Regions from separate parts of the Homo sapiens genome. Here region 2 is linked to region 1. A link is a loop called in an ENCODE intact Hi-C map of the cell type or tissue named here. Cell type or tissue: PC-3. All regions are shown on one strand. Each heading gives the region's core, and the rest is flanking DNA. Links, peaks and the distances in the headings are about the cores only.

Region 1 (15,852 bases), core at 4,830-12,829:
ATTGGTACCAATTCTTCTTTGAATGTCTGATAGAAGTCTGCTGTGAATTCATCTGGTCCTGGACATTTTTTGGTGGTAATTTTTTAATTACCATTTCAGTCTCACTGCTTTTTATTGGTCTTTTCAGGGTATCTAGTTCTTCCTGATTCAAGAGGGTTGTATTTTTCCAGGAATTTATCCATCTCTTCTAGGTTTTCTAGTTTATGTGTGTAAAGGTGTTCATAGTAGCCTTTTGTATTTCAGTTGTGTCAGTTGTAATATCTCCTGTTTTGTTTCTTAGTGAGGTTATTTGGATTTTATCTCTTCTTTTCTTGGTTAATCTTGCATTGTTTTAATTTGTATGCTACTGTGAGATTAAGCACAAATTCCTATCTAAAAGTCATGTGAATGTGTTTTATGTAGTTCATTGTCTTTTAATGTTTTGCCCAGTTTCTTTGAGTTGACCTTATACTTATTGATTTGCAGGAGTTCTTTACTAGGAAAACACCCAAACCCTTTGTGAGAAATGTTACAACTATTTTCCCAGTTTCTTGTTTCCTTTTTTGTTCTGTTTATAATTAGCTGTTTCCTTGCAGAATGCAATTTTTATGTAGTTACATTCCTGTCATATACTAAAAAAGACTGAAGACAAAGAGCTGTTTCAGCTCTGAGGTTTTCCTTTCAGTCAATCTGTCTTGAGCTTTTATTCTTTTTCTATCACATGTTTTTATCCTCTGACGTCCCCTCTCAGCCTCGTGAAGGGTGCAAGGGCTGGAGCTTTCCCCTGGATGGTCCAAGGAATAAGGAAGAGTCCAAAACTTTGAGTCATGGGACAAATTGAGAACACAGATTCTCAAGATCTGAAGTGAAAGGTTTGCCCTGGAGGGAGACTCGAAGGTCCGGAAAGGTAACTAGAAGACAGAGTTTCCTCAGAGCTCTGAAGAAAGGAGTCTTTTGTTAAATTGGAGTTGGGGTAAGGGTGCCAAATGTGTTCCTTACTTACTATCATCAGATAACTATAGGAGAATGAAAGAACCAACTAGTCAGTGCATTGAAACTCTCACAGTTTGAGGTGAGCCATTGCATGGCAGATATCTGATGTTTACAGACACATATTCTCTAGCTCATTTTTCTCTTCTGAGATGCTAAACCATACCCCTGGGTATCAGCAGTAGTCCTGTTTGTTACCTATTCTGTCATTGTGGAATGGAATCAGAAGCTGGCAAAGGAGCTAATTCTTCATCCTTTCTGCATCATGGATGTCCCATTCTTTGTTGATATTCCTTCTTTAATACATCCATAGACAAAGCCCATACCCAATGAGGACAGATCATTAACCACCTGTTCTGCCTGGGAGCTGATGGCAGCAGCAGCTGGGTTGATCTTAGTTGGAGGGAATGGCAGAACTGTACATTTCTTGGGGAGATGGTGTCACCTTGGACTCTGGAAATGTTAGAAAGATTCTAAGTAAGTTCACCAGTAGCTGGGCTGTTCTATCATGAGCATTCAGACATCTGATGGATATGCCAACTTGTCAGGACTGGTAGCTGAAAAAGTTTGCTCTGAATGCCATTACTGATTTTTTCCCACCCCCTATCTCCCCACCCTTTGGCCATTCTCTTAAAGCCAGATTCTAATCTTTCTTTGAAAAGGGTATTTCTCAAAAGAAATGTTTTCTCCCTCTGCTAGACACTCCTGCAGGAAGAGAGGATGAACAGAGGCTTTGATCTTGTAGGCATTCTTTTTAAGTTGGATCTTTTGATCTAATGTTTTGTTTCTGTGTACTTAATGGTTTGCTTCAAAATCACCTAAATATCAGGTCAAATAAGACAAATACTTTCAAAAGCAAAACCCATACCAGTGCTTTACTGTAACCCTTAACAAAGTGCTATAGAACTGTTCTTTGCAACCAGCAAATTGTTTCTAACTTGGCAGAAGGTAAAGAGAACTTCTAGGTCTCCTCTGTAGTAATGGATCACTGATCCAGAGGATCCCCAAAGCCCAAGTAGCAATGACACATGAGTAACTCTGCTTTGTCACTGTCCAAACATTCTTTATGGGAAGTAATAGATAAGTCACTTCTTCTAGGGTGTTTCCCAAGCACCACAGGCTGTACAAGATTGCCTGTGTCTTTCTCATGAGGATTGTGGGACAACCCAGTTCACTGTACTTTGGCCCCATTGGAATGTTAGCCTCTGAGCCAGTTTAGTGGGCAGTGTAGAGCACAGATGTCTCAGGCATTCCCACATAGAATCATTAGTAGAAAGTGCACTGCATCCAAAGGCTTAGCAGAGTCGGGTAGCTGTCATGGAGGCATCTTTTCTCATAATCTTTTATCTTCCCTGCCACCACATAAATAGAAGTCCTTGGTACATGAATCCACGAGATACATGAGACTCAGAGAAATGCCAGCAAATTGGAGCAATATCAAATTGGAACACAGCTCCATAGAGTAGAATTGACTGTTTTGGTTGTTTGGCATATCAGAAATCTAAGGGAACTAATAAATCAAGCCCACCAAAATTTTATTCTGCTTCAATATAGTCATAACCGTGTATTCTAGGCCAAGGCCCACAATAATTGGGCTGTATCTGTGCCAAAATAGTCTTATAACAATTTAATTTAAGGTTCTGTGGCTGCCACTCATCTTTAAATCCATGAGTCTGTCCCTAGACCTTTTTCAAAAGTTGATTAATTTGTGTTTTTTGAGAGAAAACATTACCACTGTGACTGAACTGATGTGTATCAGAGTCAGATAAGTGGGCAGCGCAGAGCACAAACATCTCAGACATTCCCACACAGAATTTTTAGGGAACAATTACTAGTGGCTGTCTGTGTTACTGTGGAGCCTTAAAATATATGGCAAACCAATGCACATGCACAAAAGTGAAACCTGGAAATATCACAGGTATCCAACCATGAGAATTTCCGTATCTGGTCAAGATGGAGTAATAGGGCCCAAATTTACCCTCCTGCCTTGAAACAGCCAAAAGAAGAGGAAAAAAAATACAGAAAACAATGGCTTTCAAGACACTGGACACCAGGCAGTGAAAGATAGTGACCTCTGAGAGATGGCACACAAAACAGGTGAGTCCTATGATTGCCTCAGCTTACTGCCTTGAGAGTTTACAGGCCACAGCATATGGAGGGTGTCTTTAGTTTGTTTTGTGTTAGTATAAAAAAAAAATACCTGAGACTGGGTAATTTATAAAGAAAAGAGGTTTATTTCGCCCACGGTTTTGCAGGTTAAGGTAGTTCAAGGGCATGGCCTGGCTTCTGGTGTGGGCTTTTGTGCTGTATCACAACATGGTATAGAAGGTCAAGGAGGAAGCAGACATATGTGAAGAGAGGGAAATCTGAGGGGCTTTATAACAACCCACTCTCACAGGAACCAGTCCATTCTGGTGAGAACTAATTTAGTCTTGCAAAAGCAAGAACTCACTACTGCTAGAATAGCCCCAAGCCATTCATGAGCGATCCACTCCATTCATTACCCAAACACCTCCCACTAGGCCCCACCTCCCCACACCCCCACTCTAGCAATCAAATTTCAACATGAGGTTTGATGGGACCAAACAAATCGTATCTAAACTATAGGAGAGAGGAACTGAGGTGGGGCCCAACAGATTCCATGTTCAGAAGACAGAGCTGAGTCCAGAGAGACCAAGACAGCTAGTGTTCAATAGTACACAGTACTGGAGCGGAACCCTGGAAATGTATGGATGGTTTCTCTTGAGTATTTCAGCAGTACTGATCAGTGCCTGTATGTGAGGTCAGGAAAAGAGCCATCCAAAGGGATTAAAGGGAACAATGCCCCATGCTGGTACAGGGCCAGGAATAGTGCCCATTCCCACCAGGCAAACTAGAAAACCTTATAGTTCCTGGGGCATAGGGTAGAATACACAGAAGGGTCTTGCCTCAACAGGGGAAATAATTTGTCCTAGATTGAGCACTGCTTCAGACTTGCCTAGAAAATCAGAAAAGCAAGACCTCAAAAAAACAAAATGTTTCTAGTAATTCAGCTGTATTTGAAAGCAAAGATCAAGAGTATTTTTAGGAATACAAAAATATCAAGTACCCAATAAGGTAAATTTTATAATGTTATACAATTTTATAATTTCATAATAAAAGATTATAAGGCATGCAAAGAGGCAGAAAAATACAGTCTATCAAAGCCAATCCAGAAGTGACACAGACATTAGAATGGGCAGGCAAGGATGTTAAAAGTTACAACTCTATTCCATATGTTCAAAAATTTTAGCCAGAGACATGGAGGATATGAAAAAAGACCTAAGGAAAACTTTTAGAAATGAAAACTATAATATCTGAGGAAAAAATACATGGGATGGTATTAACAGTAGATTAGATATTGCAGAAGAAAAATTACTGAGTGTGAACGTATAGAAGCTATCCAAAATGAAACACAGAAATAAATAAAGATAACTGTTGGATAACTTTAAGTGTCCTAACATGTGTGATTGGAGCTAATGAAAGAGGGAGAATGGAAGAGAGTAGCAAAAATATTTGAAGGAATAATGCTTGAAATTTTTCTAAATTTCATGAAAACTATAAACCCATAGATCCAATATACTCAATGAACCTCAAGCACTAGAAACATAAAAAAAAAAAATACACCAAGGTATATCATGATCAAATTGCACAAAACCAGTAGTAAAGAGAAAATCTTTAAAGCAGCCAGTGGAAAAGGAAGCATTACATGCAGAGGAACAAAGGATAATGGCACATTCTTATAAACAGTGCAAGTGAGAATACAAGGAAGCAACGTCTTTATTGAAAGCGGGGTGAGGGGGGAAGAAACTGTCAACCTAGAATTCCATTTCCAGCAAAAAAAAAAAAAAAAAAAAAAAAACTTTCAAAATTGAAAGCAACAAAAGACATTTTCAGGTATACAGAAGGTAAAGTAATTTATTACCAGCAGACTGGTACTACAGGAAGCCCTTCAGGCAGAAGGAAAATGATACCAAATTAAAATCTGGGGCCAGGCACAGTGGCTCACACCTGTAATCCCAGCACTTTGGGAGGCTGAGGCAGGTGGATCACTTGAGGTCAGTTGTTTGAGACTAGCCTGGCCAACATGGCAAAACCCCATCTCTACTAAAAATACAAAAGTTAGCTGGGTGTTGTGGCACATGCCTGCAATTCCAGCTACTCCGGAGGCTGAGGCACAAGAATCACTTGAACCTGGGAGGCAGAGGTTGCAGTGAGCCGCGATCATGCCACTGCACTCCAGCCTGGGTGACAAAGGGAGACTCCATCTCAAAAAGTAAAATAAAAAAGTAAAAAATAAGAAATCTGGATCTGCACAAAGGAATGAGAAGCATCAGAAATGGTAACTACACTACCATGATGTTCTCAATATAAATCATGAGGGTTCATAGTAGCCTTATTTGTAATAGCCCAAATCTGGAAACAATCCAAATGTCAATCAATAGGTGATCAGACAAACTGTGATGTATCCAAACAATAGAATACTACTCAGCAATAAAAATGAATGAAGTAGGCCAGCTGCAGTGGCTCACGCCTGTAATCCCAACACTTTGGGAGGCCGAGGCAGGTGGATCACCTGAGGTCAGGAGTTTGAGACCAGCCTGGCCAACATCGTGAAACTCCGTCTCTAGTAAAATACAAAACTTAGCCGAGTGTGGTGGCAGGCGCCTGTAATCCTAGCTACTCAGAGGAAGGCTGAGGCACAAGAATCGCTTGAACCCAGGAGGCAGAGGTTGCAGTGAGCCAAGATCACACCACTGTACTCCAGCCTGGGCAACAGAGTGAAACTTTGTCTCAAAAAAAAAAAAAAAAGAACTATTGATACATGCTATAATATGGATAAATCTCAAAATAATTATGGTTTATGAAGGAAGCCAGAGAAGAATATATATGGTATGATTCCATTTATATAAAGTTTTAGGATATGCAAAGTAGCATATGACGACAGAAAGGAAATCAGTGGGTACCTGCAAGGTGGAGTTGGGTGTGGGGAGAAGAAGGTAGAGATTACAAACGGGCATGAGGAATGATGGATATATTCACTGTCTTGATGTGGTGTTGGTTTCACAATTGTATACGTATATCCAAACTTAGCAAATTGTATAGTTTACTATATGTCAGTTAAACTTCAGTAAAGCTGTTAAAAATTAGTATATTAAGACAGAGTAGAATGTGAGAAAGACATAGAAAAAGGACATAGAAAAATATAGAAAACACAGTTTTATAAGCCCTGCAACAACTAGGTAAAAACAATGTCAATATAAATAGTATATCTTTAAAGAAATAGTTTAGAAAGATGGTTATATTTAGAAAAAAAGTTACTGTAATAATTTTTGCTGGTGAACGAATGAATAAACAGAAGTAAAAAATGTACTCTACTCTCAGACTTTGTCATTTTATGGGATTTAAATTTTAATTACTCCATGGAAGGTTTTTAATTATTTCTTTAGAAACTTAACCTTTCTGCCACGATCTCGTCGTATAAAATGAGGACATTAGTAGTATTTAACAGAAGCTTAAATGAGCTAATTCATTTCTAAGTTTTCAGAACAGTACCTGGCATACAGTAAGCACTCAATACTTGTTAGCTCTTACCATTACCAGCTACTAACAGGATGTGCCTCTAAAGCCACCTTGGATCCAGAAGGTTGAACTTTAAAATGGTAATTCCTTCCCTATTGCTTGTATACCCAGAGAAAAACAACAAAAACTAAAAAAGGGATAGAGAGAAAAGGAAAAGGGCTTAAGATCTTTGTTTCTGCTTCGTGACTCTAAGGACCCAGACCCCACAAATGTGCAGGACAACTCTAGGGCCCATGGGGAGAAGAGTGGACAGTTGTGGACATACATGGAGCCAGTCAGGGGCTTGCTTCAAAGTCACAGCTCCCCAGCTGGGTTGGGAATGATGGATTGAGTACTTAGCATGACTCTCCAGCCCCAGCTCTCACACTCTTTCCTGGTTAGGGGTTTGTATCCTCCCCCGCCTGACTGTGCCGCATCACCACCTCTTTTCTCTGGACTCTGGGCCTTGTGTTTGAGCAGGTAGTTTTTATTTCATATGACAGATCGCTTTTTTTCTCTGAGTAATATCATGACCTCCAACTTTAGCTAACAACTTTGCTCATCCTTATCTTAGGCTGTATATGTCTGTTTATGCTGTGTGTGTGTGTATGTATCCTAATATGATACATATATATTCCAACTTATATAGAAAACAGTCTACTTTATAATTTTCGCACATGTCAGTTCATACTGATAATAGTATTTTCATTGCACCTTTCAACTAGAGGTAGAGTCATCACAAAGTACCAAGGGTAGCAAAAAGATGAGTCCCCAAAGAGTTAAGGATTTTCCCCAGCATCTCTTTAATTAGTCATGTGCAAGTACTTTATTGTACACTTTATTAGGTAACTTAACTTTATAAGAAATGGTAGAACCAAATGTTTACATTTGGATAACTTTAAGTTTGTACTATTGAGATTGTACTATTTATAAGGATGCTATGAAGGTCCTTCTCTTATGTAGATAATCTATATAATAATTTGTTTTTCATAAATTTGCATCTTTATACATTGTATTTCATTAAAACAACTTTAGAATCCTTATGACCTTAACTCATGTTTCATTATCATGAACCAAAGTATCTCATAATAGTAGCATCTGACTCATGGCACCATTTTGTAATGGGGTGAAATGGACTGTAGCCTCCTAATATCCTCAATTAAGGGAGCCTTTGGATCATGCTGCATTCTGCCACCTCATCCAGATGTTGGAAGACTGTGCTGTTGTACAGGACCATCAATTCCTGGAGCTCATTTATCTACCATAGGCCAGGTCTCTGCTTGTAGGATTTCCTGTAAAAGGACATGTTGAGCGATATGTGACATTCCTGCCAGCTGGGAACCTTATTCCTTTCATGGATTTGCATTGAAATTAGTAGTGAAGTTAATGGGGGTGGATGGAATTATCCATTTACAAGGGATACTTGTGAGTGATTATACCCTAAATACAAAATAGTCCTGCTCATCACACATCTTTTTGCCAGAATCCTGATATGTTCTAAAACTCATACAGAGCTAATTTCAGAGGTGTGTAATAAAGCTTGTTTCAAATTCTCACTCAAGTGGATCATATGGGGAAAAGAACTACCTGGTGACAAGTGTGTGCCAGTTAGTCAGGCTATACAGTCTCTCTTCTGGGTTGGTTGGGTCAGCGTGGCCAGTGAGCGCTTGGTCCAGGGAGCAGCTGAGGGTGGGCCTTCGCGAGCTGCATCTGAAGGCTGCTCCTTGCTGGCTCTGTAGCAGCTGTGTGGAAAGCCTTCATCTGAAGAGCTGCGTCTTTACTTTCTGGGAAGAGGGTGGAGTGTGGGGCTTTTTTTTTTTTTTTTTTTTTGTGTGTGTGTGAGACGGAGTCTTGCTCTGTCACCCAGGCTGGAGTGCAGTGTGCGATCTCGGCTCACTGCAGCCTCCATCTCCCGGGTTCAAGCGTTCTCCTGCCTCAGCCTCCCGAGTAGCTGGAACTGCAGGTGCACACCACCATTCCCAGCTAATTTTTGCATTTTTAGTAGAGATGGGGTTTCACCATGTTGGCCAGACTGGTCTCGAACTCCTGACCACAAATGATCTGCCCGCCTCGGTCTCCCAAAGTGCTGGGATTACAGGCATAAGCCACCATGCCCTGCCGAGTGTGAGGCATTTAAGGGTAGTCTGCCAGAACCTCTCTGCCTTGGGCAGCCCAGAAGGACCTTGAAGCACAAGTTCACCCTGGGACAGGATATAACCAAGTGATAGCCACTGACCCAAGTACCGCAGAAGTAAGAGTATTATGTGTTGGAAGAAAGGCTGGTCCAAGACTTCAACCTCAGGAGAGAGGAAAAGAAGGGTTTGTAGTCCAGTGGGGAGGGTGGTTAGTAACCTTTCAAAGAAAGGCATCCTGATGTAACATGAGAAGGCAACACAGCGTGACTCAGCATGGATCAGATGGTCTAGCCTATGGTTTCTCAACCTCGGCACTATTGACATTGTGAGTCAGATAATTCTTTATCATGGGGACTGTCCTGTGCAATATGGAGTGTATAGCAGCATTTCTGGCTCTACCCATTAGATGCCAGTCCACCTCCCCTTATCCCCAGTTGTGACCACCAAAAGTGTTTCCAGACATTGCCAAATGTCTCCTGGGGGTCAAAATCACCCCCAGTTGAGGAATATGAATGTGAAGTAGTCGGCTGTGCCATGAAGCCACTGAATCAAACACAGCTACAGTTGGACTCCTATTTCACGGGCTCTCTCAATCTGGTAGACATCTCAGCTACAACTGCTGACTCCTTCATTCTTTCTCAGTGTCCTTTGATGGTTGAGATCAAGGATTCGAAGTCAGGAAGACCATGGCTAGTCACTTTGCCTCCTGAGGTGACAGTTTCCTCATCTGTAAACGAGAGTAGCAGCAGGACTCATTGATCTGGTGTGGACAGGAGGAGTGCATGTTAAGGACTTTTCACTGTGGCTGATGTCAAATTAGGCTCTAAGAGTCATGCAGAATTTATAGTGGTAGGGCATTTAGAACTGTCACCTTTTTAGCATCCATCATATCCTCTATTTCAGGGTAAATGAGTGTGTCCAAGATAAGTTTTAAAGGATCTAGAATCAGAAACACCATTTGACCCAGCAATACCATTACTGGGTATATACCCAAAGGAATATAAGTCATTCTACTATAGAGACACATGCACACGTATGTTTATTGCAGTACTAGTTACAATAGCAAAGTCATGGAACCAACCCAAATGCCCACCAATGATAGACCGGATAAAGAAAATGTGGTACATATACACCATGGAGTACTATGCAGCCATAAAAAGGAATAAGATCATGTCCTTTGCAGGGACATGGATGAAGCTGGAAGCCATCATCCTCAGCAAACTAACACAGGAACAGAAGACCAAATATTGCATGTTCTCACTCATAAGTGGGAGTTGAACAATGAGAATACATGGACACAGAGAGGGGAACATCACACACCAGGGCCTGTTGGGGGATGCGGGGCAAGGGGAGGCAACTTAGAAGACGGGTCAATAGCTGCATCAGACCACCGTGGCACACGTATACCTATGTAACCAACCTGCATGTACTGTACATGTATCCTGGAACTTAAAAGCAAAAAAAAAAAAAGCCTTAAACCCCCCCCCCCCAATAGAGACACAGATTTACTCACACACACACACTTGCCACATGAGGTAGCTGGCAAGAGGGTTATATTTTCCACTTAGTGGCCACAGAGGAGCCACACCCTCCATTAGTATTGCCTTTGCTCCACATAAGTCGACTCCTAGCAAAGTGGTTTTAAGGGACCATGGAAGTAAAGGAGGCTGTTTGGATGAAGCACTTCAGTAAGAAGGAAGAATAGGAGCTCCCCCTTCACCCCTCTGTTGAAATCATTTTCTTGGTCTTAATTTATTTTCCTGCCTTTATTTAATGAAAACCTTCTAAGAATACCTTTGAATTTGAACTGGGGTTCATGAAGCACTTGTATGCTATTTACACTCTAACCCAACTGAAAACAGCCTTTTTGGATAATCTTCTTAGGCTTCCAAGAGACCTAACCTTGTATTATAAGCCATCAAGAAAAATGCAAAGAAACAATGACAAAGTCCAGCGTATTTGCAGCCAAACAGCCTGTGCGTGAGAATTCCCCCGTGGTAGCTCACCTGGACTGGGAGGGAGTCTCTCTTGGTCTCAGTGGTCTCAGTGCTCTGGGACCTTGACTCTGTGAGACCTCTCTTTATGCATCCTTCTCTGCTCTGCAAAAAAATGTGTAAGCAGAGTCTGCAGCCAGCCTGAGGCTTTTCTAGAATCAGCTTCACCCATTAGAGATTCAGTTGGACCATAGCTCTGCTGTCCTGTTCAAGTGCCCAGGGTTGCCCAGAAGGAGTGATTGCTACATGGTGGTCACAACTCCTTTGAGTCCAGGATCCCAACCCTGTCCTGCTACCTGCACCAGCCGCTGCTCTGGCTGGGCCTGTCCACAAGTATAAAGAGCAGAGGCCTGAGGAGGTTGGTCCACTCAGCCTGTCAAAGCCTTTTAGAGAGGAATATCCGGGCTCTTTGATGTTGCCCTTGGAGGCCTGGGAGACCTTGCTTCAGTTAATTTTATCTCAAGGCCGATTTGACACTTAGCCAGAAAGTTATTTCCTGTGCATACACATTCTGCTGGGTCCTGTGTGGTCCTCTGATTCACCCAGAGCAGGGGGTGTGTGGACCAGCAGATGCCTCCTGGGAGTTTTCCAAGCCCCTACCACACACATAGCTACTTGTCACCACCAAGCTGTGCAGAATGGATGCTTTTGGGTCAGCTGACAGTGGACCTGTCTCTTGGAGGTAAAAACCCACAGATTTCACGATTCCCTTCCCTTCTCCTGGAGCCAGACTCTCAAAGGCTTCGCAAAAAACGTCCTCAAAGCTGTGGCCCTGCCTTAGGGAGGGAAGGGTGAGATCTCTCAAAGGGGCTGCTCATTTTCTGAAAACGGTCATTATAAAATGTTTCCAAATGGAGTCGGTATTTGATCAAGTCCCTCAACAAAAATAACAGCCACCATGGGAATTTTCAGCTGTCCAGTAGTCAATATCAGGCCTAGATTTTGATTAATTGGTGCCTGACGGCTTTAATAATGTAAACCAAGTGTGCTTCAATTTTCCTTTCCATTTTATTTTCCTCCCAATTTTATTAATTTGAAGGAATTTTGGCGGCCCCTAATGTTTCATTAGAGAGCCACAGAAGTATGAGGTGAAGTCTGGAGGACAGAGCAAATGACTGAGTTTGCGTGGCCCTACCAGCTGTTTCCAGTGGGTGCCCAGCTGCACTCCGCCTGGCTGTGACTCATGCTCAGCAAGGGCCCGAGGTGACGGTGTGTCTCACAAACGTGGCTGCCCTCAGTCCTAGGAAGCATGCAGATCATTCTCAGAGCTGGCCACCTTGGGTTCACACTTTGGCTGGCCGTGGCCCCCTGTGGCCGTGGATCTGAGATGGTCCCCTACCTGCCCTCCTGACTGAGGCTCGGTGCCCAGTCCAGGCTGAGGATTCTGCAGTGCTGGCCCAGCCTCCACTCTCCAGGCCTGGCCACCTCGTGTCCCAAAGTCGTGGAGTCCTTCTGTCCTGCCTTATAAATCCCAACTTGATGCCTCTGGAGTTCTTTATGGTGGTTTCTCTGAGGGCCTGTGGGGATTAGGTCTTAGGCCCCAGCCCTGTGCCCTGTCACAAGTCTCCCTTCCACACTGGGGATTCACTGCAGCAGAGGTGTTTTTGCTCAGTAGAGCATGTTATTAAGGGCAGAAATTACAGCTGGCCATAACTGACTGACTTTTTCCTCCAGTTGTAACATGAGTTTCAAGGAGAGGCTGAAGACTTCACGTAAAAATTCCACCATGTATTAAAAGTTACCAAAAAATAGAATGCTCATCTAATATAATCTGTTGAAGAGATTGCTTATAATTGTCGATTAATCCATCTCCTTCCAAATCAGAGAATATGTAATCATATTGCCCATTTTCAAATGGAAACTCTTTTTTTCCCCTTCTTTGAAGAGTACTTGAGTGACTTTATTTCTGATAGGAATCTCACAGGTTCTGTTTCCATATGGTTGATGAGGCAGACTCTTCTCCTGTTTGCTCAGAATGGGACTATTTCAGCATTTAGCCCTACAAGAGAGGGTCTAAAATGCGTGGCTTATGTGGCATGCCCACCCCAACAGCCACCTGCTGGCTCACACCTCCACCAAGGCACTGCTTCTGCCACTGAGGACAAAGGGCCACACGGCATCTTACCTCTGCTCAATTGAAGGGTCATTGGAAGGCAGGGGAGGAGGCACTGTGTCAGCGTGGTTAGGGATCTGGCGCTGGCATGTGAGTTCCTGGATGTTGTGCCTCATCCTGTTGCCTCTCACCTGGACCATTCCCAAAGTCCCTCCTAACTGGCTTCTGGCTTCCAGCTGGTCCCTGCTTCTGCAACCTTTAAAAAATCTCTGCCTCACCTGTTCCCACTTCAGGCCTTCATGGTTGCTGCTATCACCCCTTTTTACAATATAAGTCCCTCACATGTTCTCATGGCTGGTTCTTTCTCATCATTCTACCCTTGGCTTATGTGTCACCTCCTCAGGGAGACTGTCCTGGCTGACCTCACACCATTGTTCTTCTCTCCCCTCCTTTACTTTCTTCATGACACCTATCAGCATCTCAAATTATTGTATTTGTTTACTTTTTAATTGTGTTTCTCAAGGTGGAAGCTCTGACTTGACACCCGGCACCCCCTGCTATTTCTCCAGAATCTAAACAGAGTCCAACACATAGGTGCTCAATACACACTGTCCTATTGACCATAGAATCATGCTAATATTTGTAGGATCCTTTACAGTTGCCAAAAGAGCTTTTCATGTGTATGCATCTCATGTGTGATTGTGATTGCTTTTCTGCCCACCTTTGACTAGACTGAGGGCCTTGGGTGTGAGGATTTGGTGGCACTTTCTTACGACACTGGAGGTCTCAAATTCAGGATGTATGATATTTATTGCATATCCTTGCAGTCATGGTCCATGCATGTTTTTATATTGTGTGTTTTTTTACTTTATATTATGAGTATTTTCCTGATTGTCCCTATGTATAGTGGCTGAATCACTGCAGAGTGGTTTAGTGGCTGATAGTATCCTTACCTTGTCGAGTGAGGAACTGGGGAAAGAAGGAAGCTGTGGGCTTTTTTAGCCAAGTTGACTTGACATGGCTCTACTTTGCTTCCCTCCATCCAGTGGGAGGTTCAGAGAAGGGGCTGGAAACAGGCCCTGTTAAGCTCTTTCTCTTATCTCCCTCCCGTTTCCCACCTCAGAGCCCTCCCTATCACACAAACACTCTCAACACAAAATCAGTGACTCTGTTGTCAAATACACAGCTCACTATGACCCCATATAGCATTCCTAAGGACTGGTTAGTATTTGCTTGGATCAGGTTTGCGTGATAGATACACTGTTCCTCACTTCTTATGACCGAAGCTATCCCACTTTGGTTACCACCCCAAGTATTTTTTCTTGTGAGGAAATAATTCCAGCCACATCCATAGTTGACATCCTCATGCCAGTGCCTTAGAAATCTATGCTCTCGTGCTTTTCTAAGTGCTTGGTTTGGGTCCTCCTGGGCAAAACGGTAGTCCTGATCCTGTATTTCACCAGAACTTACTTTGGGCCAACCTCCCATTTATTTTTATATCTACAAAAAGTCCACATCATAATTTTTTGCCAATTAAAACTGTGTCCTCACTTATTTTGGAACTGGCTGTTGTAGTTAGTTAGTTGGATCAGGCCTAAAAGACTTCCCAAAGCAGCTATATTATATTCAACATTTTAGACTTATGGGACTTAATGGCCAGAAACTGATGTAATTATGAACAGTTTCTAAGCAATAAGGGCATTTTTACTGCCCTGCAGAGAGCTGAGAGAACTGGTTGGCCTAAAATGAAGAAAGGAGGTAGCTATGGATAATTTTCTCTTAGAAAATAATCATGTCTTATGGGGTGAAAAAGAAAAACATTCAAATCCTCCGCATGTTACTTCTGTAGCCTCTAGACTTGGCAGGTGCCCACAGGTACAGAGAGGAGTTTGGGCAAGAGAGGTGAATGGAGGTGTCAGGCTAAGTTAAGGGAACATACAGACCCCAGGAGGAGGAAATAAAGGTCAAGAGAAAGAAGAAAGTCCTTCAACACTGCTTTGCTCTCACCAAAGTGTGCCCTTTGATCATTCAAACGCTAGCTTACCATCATCCTCCTTTGCACGCTGCATCTCCAAATCTGGAAATGTCAGTGGAAAGGAGCAGTGTTCCTTACTTTGACCCCAGTTTGAGAGGCTTCTGTCTTAAATACAGGCCAAGCTATTTCCTTGGGAACCTGGGCCCCTGGAAGCTGGGACTAGCTCCCCCCATGGCAGAATGTCAGCCTCCTCACTACTCATGGAAATGTCAACTCCCGGCTTCCCCAGTTGGACACCGGCCCTGTCTCTCGCCTGGTGCTCCTGCAGCCACACCCTTCATGGGGAGAGGCAAAGGGCAACATGGTGACTGGGGCAGGAAGCAATGGAGGGAAGGCAGAGCAACAATGGGGTGGGATGCAGGAGAGAGCTGCCCAATCTGGGCCTCCATCCCAACTCCACTACTAATCACCGCCTCACCCTGTCTCTAACGTGTGATCATGGAAGATGTTCCTCATAGGGTCACTGTGAAGAGAACATGAGATAATGGCCCACAGTGGCTACCCAGCAAACTGTTGATTCACTTCTCATCACCAGCAAAGACGGACCTCCATCTAAGAGCGCCAGGAGAGATGTGCAAAGCCTTTGGTAGCCAAGCCTGAAAGAAGTTGCCAAAAGTATGGTGCTCTCCATATCAGGAACAGCTTACTGGACAGTACACAGGATCCACAGACTCCTTTGGTCAAGAGCAACAACTTCCATTTCCATCTGGGAGAGAGATTCTGCGGTTCCTGCTTTGCCTGGAAATGATGAGGATGAGCAACAATGACTGGGGGAGCAAAGGGCGCTATGCAATTTACAAGAGATGGCCGGCAGAGCAGTGCAAGCCATTTATACAAGATAACACAACATGTAGGCAGTGGGGCTAGAAACACGGCTTAGTCAGTTGCTTACTTTTTTAAATCAGCCAATCAGCCAACAACTTTGCCAGGTACTTAGTGGCAGATGTGAAGATGCCGTGGTCTCAAGGGATGAGTGTGGATCTTGAAGTTGAGGGGACTGGGTTAAATCTCAGTGCCACTGCTTGCTGGCTAGCTGACCTTGGACAAGTCACATGAGCCCTCCTAGCCTTCATTTTCTCATCTGTA
Region 2 (15,852 bases), core at 3,841-11,840, 59 kb before region 1:
TCTTTCATCCTCAACTCTATATCTTTTATCCTGCCTTAAATTCTCATCCCTGGTAAATGGGCCACCATTTTGGCAGTCCCTTCCCCTCTAGCTATGACATTTGGGGCAGCTTCTGCCCTGTTCACTTCTTCCTTCCCTCTTTGAGTTTTCTTTATCTCTACTTCTTCAAAGGATGAATTAAAACAGAAGTTAATTAAACATGAAACTTACTTTGCTATTTGTGGTTAATTCTTTTCCACAAATGTTCAAATATGTTTTCATGTATTAAAATACACATCTCAGACATATTTCTGTAGGCAGTACACTTCAAAGACCTAGAACTCTTTGTTTTAATGGTATGTAGCCTCACAAGCAGACTTCCTGCTGCCCCATTTGGAGAGCCCTGGAAGTGGAGGAGGAGACGCAGCAGGCTCCAGCAGAGAGGAGTACCTGCACAGCCCACACCAGAGTGTCGCTTCCTGTGGCTCACTTTTTATATATATTTATGGGCATGCTTTAAAGTATGTGTACCAATTTTTTTCCCACATGGCCTGTGCAGAAAAATAGCCCATAAAAAATCCTCCAGAGTCATCATATAGGTTCATAAATTTAGAGCTGGAAGAATCCTAGGATGTCGGGTGGGACATTCTCTCTTTGTAGCAGAGGCTTGGGATCCCCTCAGGATGATAGAAACAACCAATACGAGTGACTAATAGAACCTGAAGAGATGCAACGGGCCTCTGATGGAGACTAGATGAGGCAGCCTCTCAACCCAATTCGCAGAGATAATTTCAACAAGATTTCTATAGGTTAAGCCCTTGCCAGTTTACAGCCCCTGTGACAAGCCCTCCGTGTTTAGCCCTCTTCCCATCACCACAGCAACCATCTCTCATAATACACAATTGGGGAAGAAGCAATTCTGCAAATGTGACCTTGTCCTACCTTCAGTTTTGCCGGTGTGTGTGTATGTGCGCATGTGTGAATCTGCGTGTGTTTCTTAGTTATCCTGTCCTGTGAACTTTTATTCTCCTCTCAAGATCTTGACATCTTATAATAAATAAGATGTTGTATTAAAATAAGAAAACCAAGTCTGGAAGCTTTATTAACTTGGCACTATTTCACCTAGATCAGTAGATCCCCAATACCAATCCATGGCCCAAGCTTCTTTGGAGTCAGTTGAGCCACAGTCCAGACTAACTGAATCACTGAGTCATGGTGTTTAGGATTCTGAATTCTTAATGTTCCCCGCGATTCTGATGTGCTGCCAAATTGGTTTATTTTCTACTGTTTCTATCCCGAACAGCCAGCATCCCAGCCCTGTCTATATATCCTACATAGCAAACAGGTGAAGAGTAAAACAGCTCTGTTCAACTCTTGCCTAGATCACAAAAGAATAAAAGAAATGTTTTAGACTAAGAAAAATGAAACTTGTCACAAGGTGGCACTACCCTTGCTTACCCTTAGGTAAGATGTGCAAGATTTCAGGACTAAAAAGGTAGCAGACACCAAGACAAAGAAAGAGTAATGCTGGCCAGGGTGAGTGAGAAACATCCGCTGATTTTGGTTCTCTTTCCCCAAGCCAGTGCCCAGTAGAGATCCCCCAAATCTGATTTGTATCCAACTTCTCAGAACTAATTTTTCAGCAATTTACAGTATGTCTCTGTTGAAAGGAATGTAAAAGGTATCCCAATCACAGATAGAAATGAGCAGTGACTGCCAAGCACCAGATCCTCTTTGTGAGTACAGGCATGTTGAGGCTGCGTGTGGTAGCTTGGGCTTTGCTGTCATAACATTAACTTCCATGGTCCCACTGGCCATTAGTTTTCATTTTGAAACTGTCTAGGCCACATTTGTCCACAGGATCCAATTCAGTGCTTACTCTGAAATACCTGTAGATGATATCTTCAATTTATTCTGCTTCTGATACAGATGGAACCTTCAAGAAAGATTCTTTCTCATGTTGTTGGGGTTTATCATGGCTTTGCATAAATTACCTAGAAGTGTGTTATTATCGCATCCTCTGGATCTCACTGTGCAATGCTTTGTTGGAAAAACATTTGTTCTTTGTTTCAGATGAGATGACTAGAAAATATTTTTAAAAGTTGGTTAAACGCAGAAACAGATCACCAAATACTGCATGTTCTCACTTGTAAGTGGGAACAAAACATTGGGTACTCCTGAACATAAAGATGGCAACAATAGACACAGAGGACTACTAGAGGGGGAAGGAAGGGAGTCAGGGGAGAGGGTTGAAAACTAACCATTGGGTACTGTGCTCACTATCTGGGTGACAAGATCAATCATACCCCAAACCTCAGCATCACACAATATGTTCACATAACAAACCTGCACATATACCCCCTGAATCTAAAATAAAAGTGGAAATTATTACAAAAATATAAGATTCTTTAAATTTTGGTTAAAGTTGTCTAAAGATTTCAAAGATAAGTACTAACCTTCTTAAAGAAAAGATCTTAAGTGACTTTTATATTGCCTGCCACGCCATCTGCTCATCCAAGCAAAGCAGTACAGACTTAACCCGTTGAGCAGTTAAGATTTCTAGCTTCCCATCAAGACTGCCATTGGGAAGGTGGGAAGCTGAAAATATCATCCTTTTGTAGCACAAAGTGTCATAACCATGATGAAATCAAGTTGATTCATGCTTGGAGTTAACTATTTTCCAGAACTTTCCTAAAATCATTTGAATGTTTGATTGGAATTCACAAATGTTATTGTAGCCCCAGATCTGCTTTATAATCGGTGCTTTTGGAATAGATAAGCTTTGAAATGGAAACATAGGTTTCTTGGTTTGTTTTTTGTTTTTTTTTTTCCTCTTGGCTGGAGAATCTCTGCTTATTAGAGCAATCAACCCTATCCTGCACTCTACACAGTGGCCACACTCAGATTTCCAATGGGTACTAAAGAAAGAGTCATGAACTTTTAAGATTGGACATCCCAAGATCTAAATTTAATTAATGGCTTGTATTTCTACAGCCTATACAATTTCACATTTTATTTTAACAACTATTTATTTTAGCATATAGAAAGCTTTGGAAGATAGTCAGGTGAAAAGAAAAATCATACCATAGTCCTAGATAAATTATTAGTTATAATTTTGGTATATTTCCTTCTAATCTTATATCTACTTAATCCATATTAACAAACATCCATTGATCACCTGCTGTTTATAAGGCACCAAGGAAGAATCAGAAGTAATTGACAGCCAGTCAAACAGAGACTAATTGAATTTTCAGGGAACACTCATTAAACGATCCAGATGGATGAAACTAAGTGCTAAGAAATTCGTCTCAAAACAACTTTAGAGATTCTGTGAATTTGGCAAAGATGATGGTGAGTGGTGAGGGAAGAGGATCACACAAAAAAAGTTTATTTCTACCTTGAATCTGTAAAATAATTAAGAAAATGTGTAAATAAATATAGAATAAAATGAAAAACCGAGGAATCCTAAATGATGTTGTGACACTTTCGGTATCCTGGGATTGGAGATTGGACAGGAAATAAAAAGCATTGGAAAAACCTTAGACAGATATTTTTCTTCTTGTTTTCACTTTTTACCAAGGATCTAAAGGCAAGGAATTAATATTAAACAGTCAGGTTTTATTCTGTAATTGCACACATTATTATCCCAAGAACACTCCATTTGCTTTAGATAATTGGAGTAGATTAGCTGTCGAGAACCTTAGAGTACACACCCAGTGTGAACTGACTTGGCCAAGTGTTTCTGCTCTCTTAATGTCTCTTACATGCATCACTGCTGTGCCATTTCCTCAGTTGTGGGCCAGAAGTGCTCCCTGCCCCCAGCTGGACATCTGCTTGGTACAAGTCAGACTAACTAGATCTTGAACCCTAATGAATACTTGCCCGCCAGACCTACAGTGCTAACAGATATCCAAGTTGGCTTGCGGGTAGCTGCCTTCTTTCACCCAAGTGGCTACTGTGCCTAAAAGAGTTCACTAGGGAGTTTAGTAACAGCCCAAGAGCAGTGGCCTTGAAGCTGCTTTGGTGTTTTCAGGAGGTGTGTATGTGTTAAATAAGCAGACCCTTTAGTCTTGGGAAACTGCAATGCCAAATGCTAAGCTGCAGATCTCACATGACACCCAGTAGAGACTGGCAGAGATTGGCCACTTCTCCTGGCCTCTTCCACCTTCCTTTGACCTCCTCACCCTGCTTCTCTCTGACCTCTGTAGCCAATGTAAGCATGACAGCATGACATTGTAAAAACCCAGAACCTCAGACTACTGCCATGGCCTTGGCTAGACTACTCCCAGAGCCTCAGCTCTGCTGCCTGGAACTACTATGAGGCCTAAGTGTTACCATAATAAAAGGTCTTTCAAACCACAAAGTGCTGGGGACAAAGGGTTCTTTGGATATTTTTAGATGACTTAGGGGTAAACATGGCTTCTCAGCCTATGACTTGGCTCTGACCCTCTGACTAACCAGTCACCCCTCACCAGGGTGATGTACAGCTTCTTACAGCGTCATTGATGGCTTTTGTAACTGCATTTCCATGCTCCATTGGTGTCCCTGAATCCTCATTCCTGAATAGGTTTGCAGAAAAGTGGGAGAGTAGTTAGCCATAACCTAATTTTAGTTTTGCCTGTAAGAAATGTCTAGGTAAGCATTGCCTGAGGAATTGGGATGGGATGTGAGTAGTGGCCAGCCTTGGAAAATGTCCAGAAGTGCTCAGATTGTCAGATAATTTGTAAAACTTGGAAAAGGCAGTCAGTATAGGGTTAATTTCCTTGGGAAAGCATTTTGAGACTCCAGAAGCTTGGGAGAGGAGGCAAGCGAATAGAAGCTGGTTGAATGAAATAAGGAGGAAATAGGAGTGAGGGGTTTGGAGAGATAGGGCACATCCTTGTGCTGGCAAATTCTAATCTCTCTGGCATTGTCTCCAGTCCACTGAGTGCAGAAAGCTCAGCGACAGCAGGATTGTGAGATCTGTGGCAGGAAACAGCTCTTTACTTCAGGGGAGAAACAAGTTTAACTATGTAGAGAGGAACCACTAGGCCTGTGGAATAAGGTCAATTAATGTGATATTAATCTGAAACATCTTCCTGTTAGTACAAGTTAGGGAATTTTAATTCAGGTCAGTAATCTCATATGTTTTTGTATTTTTATTTCCTAAATACCATTTGTCAAATCTAATATGCTCTTCTAATAAATACCCTTTCTTATGAAGAGCTTTATTTTTTCACTCAAATGATTAAAAATCTCTAAGATATATAAAGAAAGGTGTTTATTGCTACCTTGTATTAGTGAAAACTTGGAAACAATCTAAATGTTCGTCAGTGGAATATCTATTATGTAAATTTTGGTCCATTTTTATAGTGGAATACTGTGCAGTTCTTAAAAATAATGAGGTAGAGCTAGATGTATTGATAGGAAAAGATGTTTATGACACTGGGTTGTACAACTATGGTGAGATTCAATTTTTTATAGATTTCTTTCAAACGTAACAAAATAAGTTCAGAAAAGAGTCTATGAGGAATTGTTGTCAAACCATTAATGGTGAAAGTTGTAAAGGGAAATTTTTATTCTCTTATCCATGTATATATGTATTGAACTGAAGCATTTGGCCGTTTTCAATGAGCATGCATTTTTTGTCTAGAATTAAAGTTCCTGTAAAAGTAAACATCAATACAAAGAGATCACTAGAGGCAGTGGATACTATAATAATCTTTAAACTGAAGTCACTGCTCCCCAGATTGAGCCAAATTTGGAAAACCTGAAAAAACAGAGATTTCAGAGTAGCCAGTTGATGTTCCCCATCATACTCTGTTTAAGAATTTGTAGTATTGATACGTTGCAGCAACTTGGATGAATCTCAAGAGCATTTTACTGACTGAAACAAGCCAGTATCAAAAGCTTACATACTAAGTAATTCAAATGGAATTTATAGGACATTCTCAACATGACAAAACTATGGAGACAGAGAAGATATCAGTGATTACTAGGGTCTGGGAGGAGGGGCAGCACAAAGGAATTTTTTCAGTGGTGGAAAGTTTTTTATCTTGATTGTGGTGGTGAATGAGATTAACATGTTAAAATTCGTAGAACTATAAACAAAATCAATTTTATTTGTTAATTTAGTAAAAAATGTAAAAGCAAAAAATCAAATAAAGGAATAAGGAACCAGAGAATATCATGTGTCTGAACCCACATAAGAACATGGCTGTGGATTTCTGGTTGTTCAGCACCACGTGCCCACCCCACTCCGTGGGGCTTTCTCTCCTTGGCTAAATCCCAGAGCCAGCCTCACCCTTACTTCTGCCTGGGGGATCAGTTCAATCCCGAGAACTGTAAGGGATTGTCCACTTTCTATTTAAACAAATCTCGTATCAGGAAGCTCAGCACCTTTCAAGAGTTTATATTGGATTTACATATATTGCCTTCTACGAAGCCTGCAATTTCTCACTGTAACTTCTACCAGTGGAATCTAATTTTGCTCACTGGCATCACGTAGAATTAATACAACTCTAGAAACTATCAGTATGTTGCAGTCACCTCTCTCTGCTCTTGCCTCTCTCATTTCTCCTCTGAACTGCTTCTTTTCTCATCCTGGTTTCTACACTCTCCACTCCTCTGGTCTCTTTTGTCTACTGTCTCGTTTTTTGCATCCCTCTGAAAATGCGTTGGTCAGAAGTGAACATGATTCTCCATCTGTGGTCTGATAATAGGAAACAGAGCTAGTTGGCCCTCTTACTAATCCTAACATGGTTTTTCTATTGATGATGCCAGGGTCACAGGGCCACCTCTAGAAGCCATATCACTCTGTGGACTCAAAGTGCCCAGAGATTGTCTTTTTGCACATGCTGCTGAGAACTCCCCATAATGTTCGACAGGAGTAGGTTTTTTGTCTTTCACTGTAGAACCCTGCATTTATCCCATTCAGTTGCATCTTTTTAGGGCTGGCCGTTCCACTCTTCAGATCATTTTGCATCCTGCAGGGGTCTGACATCTGGCATATCCACCATTTTTCCCAGTCTCAGGCTCTGACTTGCCAAGTCTTTATCTTTGTCAGTAGTATAGTCCCTCTTTCCAAACGACTTAAGAAGAGAGATGTTTGACTTTGATTTTTGTGCCGTCACCTCTGACTCACTGGAACAGCCTGTTCCGCAAGAAAATAAATGCTGACATGTCTTAAGCTTTCCCTCTGCCTGTGCTCCTTTCTGAAAAGGTTCCTCTTATGTTCTGAATGTTGTACCTCTTTATATGTGACTGTTAATTGTATGCCTTGATGCTATTATAGTTTGGGTTGCTGGGGCAGGATGGCGCCGCATAAATACAACTTATCATCCTAATTAGCATCACTGCATTCTTAAGCAGGTCTGAAACCTGCAGTCTCCTCTGGTGCTTCATAGGTGTATAGTTATTATGAAATTACTACACATCTGGCTGTCTTATTTCCATAATTGCTGCAGTTGAAAGGTGACTACCGGCCTATTCTACAATGAAGAGGTGTTAATTATGTTAATAATCAGGAATTTGGAAGCAGCTTCCCTTAGTGGGTCCTGGACGTGTGTGGGCTCTGGAAACTACAGAGAAGGTGGGTAGCCAGTGACCAGGTGCCAGAATACGGGCAAGAGGACATAAGAGGTAGTAGAGACTCTATAGGAAAAAAATGAGAGAGACTAATCATAAATGACCATGGAGGCAATTTCTTGGCATTATTTAAAAGTGCATTTGATGTAATAAGGTAAATTAAAAGGCCAGGGATTTGGTGTAATTTGCTCCTGAAAGTACCCTATGGACTTTCTGTAACAAGACACGTTCTTCCAATAGATTGCTCAGGATGTGAGGGTAAATGGAGAAGGTTCTAGATCATCCTTTTTTCCCCCTCCTAGAAGCCGGGGATTTATTTCCAACCCTCTTTTTTTAAAAAGTCATTTCACCAAAAGAAATAAAATAAATAGCCCCAAAGCAAAAATTCTATGCTGATCTACCTTATGAAAAGCTTGGAAACAGTAGGGCAGAAAGCCTAGCATGTAAATGCAATGTTACCAGGTACTGACCTGTTTTATATAGTTATTCCTAAACCAGTTGACCAAGAGATTGCATTTAGTCAAGAGCCCTTACGTGAAACATTGCCACAGTGTCCTTAAAGGTCCTGTTCTTAATGGGATGAAAAGGGAATCTGGCTGCTGAGTCGGGGGTCCCTCTGATTGCTAGGCTGGCTAATGGATGTCCCTGTCTTCTGTGTCTTTTACTGTGTCCCTCTGAAAGTGTCATGCACTGTCAAGACCATTTCTCAATAGCCTTGAAATAGTCAAACGATCTGTCCTCACTAATCCAGGTAAAGTGAGACAGAGAGGAAGAAACCATTAGAAACAGCTTAAAACTATGTAAAATGTACTTTACACATGACTGCCAAAAAACACATTTCAGGTAACCTTTTTCTTTTATTCAGAAATCCCCAGACTTCTACCCTGTTGACTGTCAGCTTCTTTTCCCTGAAGTCTGCCTTTCACCTGTTACTTTCTTTTTGCTCTTTGTTAACAGAGGAGGTAACATATATTATTATTCTATGTATGTTTTCTTGTATGTATATATATATATATATATGTATATATGCATGTAAATATAACTCTCTTTAAGGTTAATACATTTTTTCAACATATGTGGGGTAATCTAGTTAAAGAGAACTGGGGATTGTAGCGGGCAGGCATTTCAATCAAAGATTCTAAATTGCACTTCAGTTAATAATGAAATTCTTGCAGGAATTAGCTGCAAACTTGTATTTAAGAATCGAATTTGAAGAGTTGTCTGTATTGATTTATGAGGTATAATGGTACTACTCGTGATTGGAATGCTGTAAATTTGCTGCCTACAGAGAGAATGAGAAAGATCAGAGCAGTCTGTTCTTGGGGAGCCCCCCCCTGCCCATGCTTATGGTGTGCTAAAGCCAATGGTCCTAGCCAGTGGAGGTCCAGGAGCCCAAACATTGTGTAGAGTGATTTTTCCTGGGATATGATAAAGACCTGATTTTATTTTATCATACATATAATTCATTACTTATCCATTTGTTTATACATGCATTCATATACATATAATTTATTTATATCTATATATCTATTACTTATTTATTTATTTATTTTGAGATGGAGTCTCGCTGTGTCACCCAGGCTGGAGTGCAGTGGTGCAGTCTCGGCTCACTGCAACCTCCACCTCCCTGGTTCTAGCAATTCACCTGCCTCAGCCTTCTGAGTAGCTGGGATTACAGGTGCCCACCACCATGCCTGGCTGATATTTTTTGTATTTTTAGTAGAGACAGGGTTTCACCATGTTGGCCAGACTGGTCACGAACTCCTGACCTCAGGCAATCTGCCCACCTCAGCCTCCCAAAGTGCTGGGATTACAGGCATGAGCCACTGTGCCCTGCCTATTATATATTTTATATATAAAATAAAATCCATCCTTTTATTAAAAACACCCTCTTCAGTGTCATAAACTTTTCTCCTCACATGCAGTTTTAGTCTCTTTGAAACCATTTTCACCAAAACAATAACGTATATTCTAGAATTTACTGAATGGATAAGTGTTTGCATCAAAAGTATGTGTTTATCACATAACAGCATGAAATCTGATTTCCTTTTGATAAATGGAGTTCAATTCTGATCTTTCTTTTAGGAAACCAGTGAAGTATTTATATTTAGGTTTTGAAAAGTTTTTTCTGTCTCCAGTTTACCTGTAGCTCATTTTCATTCTTCAAACTCCCCAGATACCCCCACCTCCTGGGTTTCTTTTCTGAGTGAACAACCTCTGATATTGTCATTTTTTTTGAAAAGGGGTGGTTATCTTTGTAATTTCTGGGAGAATATTGCCATTATACCCATCTTTTAGTCACTAGGGACTGAGCGTATGATGTCAAGCTGTACTTTAATGAAAAACATATCATTTAAAGCATCAGAAAATTGTAGGTTACACTGTGAAGAAATCAGGGACATTCTCACCACCGTAACAGGCCCTACTGGTCCTCCCCCATCTTCCTGCTGGTGTAGATGATCTCATTTGGCTGGGTAGTTACCTTCTTTGGAAAGACGGTCATGGTCATTTGTTTTTACTCTCGTGGTGCCTATGTTTTTCCAACTTAATGTTTTAGTATACTTCCTCCACTCAAGAGTGAAATGTGCATAGTTTATCATGAGGCGCTGGTTGGAAAACAAGAAAACCAAAAGAGACTCTCCTAAGATCACAATGTACAAGATGAAGAAGGAAGATGCCGTTGTATTGCCTGTGATGAGAGGAGAGAAAAATGCTGGCAGGTGGAGGCCCAGAGAGAGAAGGTGACCTTCCACTCAAACCTTTGCTTTTGTTTATGTTGTTCCCCCATCATGCTTTCCACTTGTTCAAACCCCCTCTGTCCTTCACAGCCCATGGCCACTTCCACCTGCCTTCTGAATAGGTGAGCAAGCCCCCTCCCCTTGTCTGCACTCTAAGTGCCTGCTTCTCTAATTGGCAGTGAATCCTCTCTACCTGATGGTAGTTTTATCTGATTCTTGAGCTTTTACTAACTTCATATTTTCTTTTCCTGGCAAAATAAGGCATGGATCCTTTGTATAGTTCTGTGCATAGAGTATATAGGCCTTTGTGTACACAGAGTACACAGACATTTGTATAGCTCTGTGCAGAGTAGACACTCAGTAAATGCAGTGAATTGGATAAAAGATCTCATAAAGGAAGCAGGTGTTCAGTGGTCCCCCTCAGACAGTTTAGCTTTCTTATTTGCAGACAACTGATTAATGGCCTTTGCACAGTAGGTGTATAGTGACACAACTAGATGTCTCCTTCCTAGGAGCAAGGCCTACATCTTCTTTATGTCCCTTTGGGTCCTGAGCACAAGCTGGGCACACCAGAGTCTCAGAACCTGCTCAGTGAATTGAAAGGAAGAGAATGGGCTGCCTTCTTGATGCTAAGGCCCCAGCTGAAGTAACCATGACCTCAGAACCCTGAGCTTGGGCTGACCTGGCTTCCTGCTGGGCTGGTCCTGCAGTGACAGGCATAATCCCTTAAAGTGAAATAACAGAAATGCTGCTGGATCATGAAAAAGCTGAAGATAACCAGGTGCAAGCTTCGGTGCCTTCTCAGTTTATGAACCCAGGGAAGTAACTGACCTATGCCATTCACAAAAAAGGGGAAACATTTCAAATCTATTTATTTTTCTATTTTTTTTAAATCCTAAAGTCTCTCTATGCCTTGGTGCTTTTAAATTGCAGTTTTTGCTTGTTACTTTCTGTTGACTCAATAGAAACACCCTTAATGCAACCCCCTTACACTGTGTCTGCTTTTTACTCCATCTGTAAGCACTCGTGGGAGTGAGATTTGGACAGGACACTGGGAGGGGGGTCGGGGGCAGAAGGCAAAGCTATGTGCATGGGTGTGGGTTTCCTGGATCAGCTCCTGGCCAGCTGGTAAAGAATTTGCTTTCTATGGTGTAGTAGTGCTGAGACCAATGAAGATCTTTAGTCAGTAGTATAAACCCTAATTAGCAAAAATCTTCATTTCTCTGTTGTATAGCTAAATTTAAAGTTTTTCTCACTAGACAGAAGTACCATGCCTCTGTTTTTTTGGTTTTTGGTGTGTGTGTGTGTGTGTGTGTGTGTGTGTGTGTGTGTGTGTGTGTGTTATTGTTCAGGAAGGGGTCGGGATTTAATTTTTTTTCCTTCCCCTTCAATATTCACTCCCATTCCCCCATCCCCACTCTAATGAATTTAATATATGTCCTTGAATATGCCTTTGACGTGTGTGTGTATGGCAACATGGAAGGAGTTTAAAAGAATGGCCGGGCATGGTGGCTCATGCCTGTAATCCCAACACTTTGGAAGGCCAAGGCGGGCAGATCACCTGAGGTCGGGAGTTCACGACCAGCCTGACCAACATGGAGAAACCTCATCTCTACTAAAAATACAAAATTAGCCGGGCATGGTGGTGCACGCCTGTAATCCCAGCTACTCAAGAGGCTGAGGCAGGAGAATTGCTTGAACCTGGGAGGCAGAAGTTGCGGTGAGCCGAGATTGGGCCATTGCACTCCAGCCTGGGCAACAAAAGCAAAACTCCGTCTCAAAAAAAAAAAATGGTACACACACACACGGCTATTATATATACTTGTGGAGCCTTGCTTAAGAAGTCTTTCCCTAATCCCTAGTCATAAAGATAACCTTCTACAATATGCCTTGTTCTCACCATAATTTTTGAAATGTCATCCTGTAAATCTTTGGCACACATTTATTTCTGGTTTTGTTTGAGCGAAGTAAAAATATTGGATACAGTTTAATATGTTTGAGATGTAGTCTAGCAACCAATATCTGCTGAGCATTAAATAGCTTGGAAAGAAGTAAGAATTCATTATTTCTTATTCCATCGGCTCTCAAACATTAGTGTTTGTGGGAATTACCAGGGAGCTTTGAAGAAATGTAGCTTCTTGATCCCTGGTGAGATTCTGGTTCATTAGGTTAGGGTGGGACTCAGTAATCTGCTTTTTATCCAGTGCAGGTGGTCTGCAGTTAGTACTTTGAGAGATACTATCTTATGTGGGTCAAATTGTTAGCAGCAGCGAATCCATACGGGTCTACAGCAACCTCAATTATTGCCTCCTCAGAAAAATTTGTCTGAGGGGCATAAGGCAGAGGGAGAGACGGAGGCAAGTTTTAGAGCAGGAGTGAACGTTTATTAAAAAAGCTTTAGAGGCCAGGCAGTGTGGCACATGCCTGTAATCCCAGCAGTTTGGGAGGCTGAGGCAGGTGGATTGCTTGAGGCCAGGAGTTCCAGACCAGCCTGGCCAACAGGGTGAAACCCCATCTCTACTAAAATTACAAAAAGGAGCAGGGCGTGGTGGTGCACACTCGTTGTCCCACCTACTCAGGAGGCTGAGGCACAACAACTGCTTGAACCCAGGAGGTGGAGGTTGTAGTGAGCCGAGATCGCGCCACTGCACTCCAGCCTGGGTGACAGAGTGAGACTCTCTCAAAATAAATAAATAAAATAAAATAAAATAAAAGCTTTAGAGCAGGAATGAAAAGAAGTAAAGTACACTGGAAGAGGGCCAAGAGGATGACTTGAGAGATTCAAGTGTGTGGTTTGACTTGAGGTCTTGTAGGTTGGCATACTTTGGAGGTCTGCATCTCTTCTCCCCTGATTCTTCTCTTGGGGTGGGCTGTCCGCATGCACAGTGGCCTGCCAACACTTGGGAGGGGCCGCAGGCACAGAGTGTTTACTAAAGTGGTACGCATGCTCACTTGAGGCGTTTTTCCCTTACCAATCAAGTGTTCCTCAGGAAAGGTCATACACTTGTTAAACTCCACCATTTTGCCTCTTAGTGCACATGCTTGAGCCCACTCACCCGACTCCTATCAGGAAGCTTCTGATCACCAGTTTCAGGTTTTATCTGTTGGGAGACTGACTGTCTTTCCCTCGCTCTGGCTGAGAACAGTTATGGTTTTAGAGAGACAGTTAACAACTGCCTGACCATCACGTGATGGTCGCCTCACATTCCTGGGTGGTGTGGGGAGTCTCCTGCCCTGCTCATGTCTGACTACCTACTGTAACACAATCATAGCAGATATATCACTTTAAAGGACACCATCCACGACAACACAAGTAAGGGACTTTGAGCAAAGGGAATGCAGTGGAAAATATACCTGCTACACCAATCCAGCCACTGGGTACTATAGTCATTGCAGTAGGGTTGTGGGAAGCAAGGTTTCTACACGGAAAAGTTGTTGAATATTTTATATCCCTATCTCTTTTCACACTAATGCTGAGTTTCCAACAGGCACTGATTCTTCTGAGGACTAGAAAAGGGTTTTTTGAGGCTGTTACCACCCTAATTAACACCTCTTCTCTTCTTTTAAAGGGGCCCCCTGAGGTCGTTAATAGAAATGTGAGATCTTGGGAGGAAGCACCTTCCCGGGGTGCAAGTTCGTTGCATTATAAAGGGAAAAAGTAAGAACCAGAGAGGCCTGGCAATTAAGATCCATGGACAGTTTCCAGGCTTAACAAAAAAAAAAGGCAGTGAGATATCATTGCATTAAATTGCTGCATCTTAAAACTTGTTCCAGAGCAGCCTACCTGGCTTATTTATTTTTATTTTATTTTATTATTTTGAGACAGTGTCACTCTGTCACCCAGGCTGGAGTGCAGTGGCGCGATCTTGGCTCACTGCAACCTCTACCTCCCAGGTTCAAGTGATCCTCCTGCCTCAGCCTCCTGAGTAGCTGGGATTACAGGTGCGCACCACCATGCCCAGCTAATTTTTGTATTTATAGCAGAGACAGGGTTTCACCGTGTTGGCCAGGCTGATCTGGAACTCCTGACCTCAAGTAATCCGCCTGCCTCAGCCTCTCAAAGTGCTGGGATTACAGGCATGAGCCGCTGCACCCAGCCCTAGATGGCTTATTTAAAGGATAGGCCTCTTGGGATCACTTGAGAAGAATATTCAAAATTGAGAAGGATTCTTGTCCAGGACAGTGGCAGGAAGAAGTTGTTCCCCGTGGCCAGCCTAGGTTCTGGGGCCGGGCAAGTTCGGTGGCTTCCTCAGCCCCATGGAAACTGGAGGAATTTACGCTAGACTTATTAGGCTCTCCGGGATGCAACTACTCTCCTTGTTATTGAAAAATGGGTTATGATCTTGCAACAGTTGACTTGTATTATCACATTTGTCATCACTATCAAGGTAATAATAGTGGCATCCCTGCGTTACAGAGCATGGTTTACACAGGACTTTCCCCTGGATTATCTCATAATTATAATGGCTACCCTTTGTTGAGTGCCCAGGAAGAGGTGAGTACTTCATATATACCCTACCCTTCATCCTCCTGAGAAATCTATAGTTGGGGAAACAGAAGCTCAAAGCCACTAGAAGAGTTTTCTTTAAGTCACATAACCAGTAAACAGCAGAGCTAGAATCAGAATTCAAGCAGCAGATTCTCCAATCATGTGTAGCATATTCCATAATTTGAAGAAAACACAAGTTTATTATCGTTTAAATCCTTAAACATATTTAAAATATAACATATTTATATCACTACTGAACTTTAAGTTATGAGAAAGTTTTGTACGTGAAGAAACTATGGAATCAATGGCAGTTGATTTTACTACTGGTAGAATAGTGATTGGGCTGTTGTCAATAACCCAATAGAAGGCTTGGGCTCTCCATTTATTAATTCACTGGCTCTGGCTCCACCATTTATTCATGTAATGTTTCTGGGAGAGTTATTTAACCTCTTTGAATCTCCATTTCCAGATCAATAAATTGGACACAATAGTAATACTTCTCCCATGTAGTTCTTATGAGGATTACATGAGATTAATACATATAAAGTATTTAGAAAAGTATCAGGCACATGGTAAACACCAAATAAATGTTAGATGTTTAAAAAATGAATATGGTGATATGATAGCCTTTGCTTTGGCAGATTGGACATGATGGTATCCTACTTTGACCATGTACCAAGATGTGTCTAGTATAGTAAAACAATTAATGTGAAGGCTTCCTCTTATTTAATAAAACCTAGATTTTCAGAGTCAGAGGCCTGTAGGTTCTCCCTTTTGATCTGGACTCTTGAAATTGACAGTACTTAAACACTTGGCTAATTCTTGATGAATTATGATAATCAGATAATCATGGACATATGAAGAGTGCTTTTAGCCTTTTTGAGCCATTGAGAACTCAGTAGAAACAAGGCATCCTAACAGCTCTTGGGATGGAGACCATCTTGTGTGTAAATTGAAGAGTATATAAGTTGAAGAGTTTAAGTCACAAGCACTTCATTGTACTAGTTCGTAGTGCCCCCACACGAAGATGCCCAGGTGCACCTGGCAGAATAATGCAGCTTGCAAGTCCATTCCAAAGGT

What was found. Peaks named below come from ENCODE experiments on the same cell type or tissue, not always from the same donor. Only the 100,000 strongest peaks of a DNase experiment are listed, where the experiment ranks them.
Region 2: it touches region 1 in a loop (2.4-fold over the local background); 2 of 110 quality-filtered maps call a loop at or near these places.

Annotation. Positions count from the first base shown.
Region 1 is chr3:41,261,341-41,277,192 of GRCh38, reverse strand. All of the region lies in intron 35 of ULK4 (unc-51 like kinase 4), which reads left to right. It overlaps LOC105377046 (a long non-coding RNA gene), which reads right to left. Exons shown (of 3, transcript XR_001740666.3): 3 at 11,471-15,847. Among named protein-coding and RNA genes, the nearest start is that of CTNNB1, 70 kb to the right of the region's middle. In PC-3, for the core only: no CTCF peak of the experiment used is centred there; a DNase peak (open chromatin) is centred at 8,952; H3K27ac peaks cover 1,037 bases.
Region 2 is chr3:41,319,165-41,335,016 of GRCh38, reverse strand. The region is part of intron 35 of ULK4 (unc-51 like kinase 4); the gene reads left to right. Among named protein-coding and RNA genes, the nearest start is that of CTNNB1, 130 kb to the right of the region's middle. In PC-3, for the core only: no CTCF peak of the experiment used is centred there; a DNase peak (open chromatin) is centred at 7,106.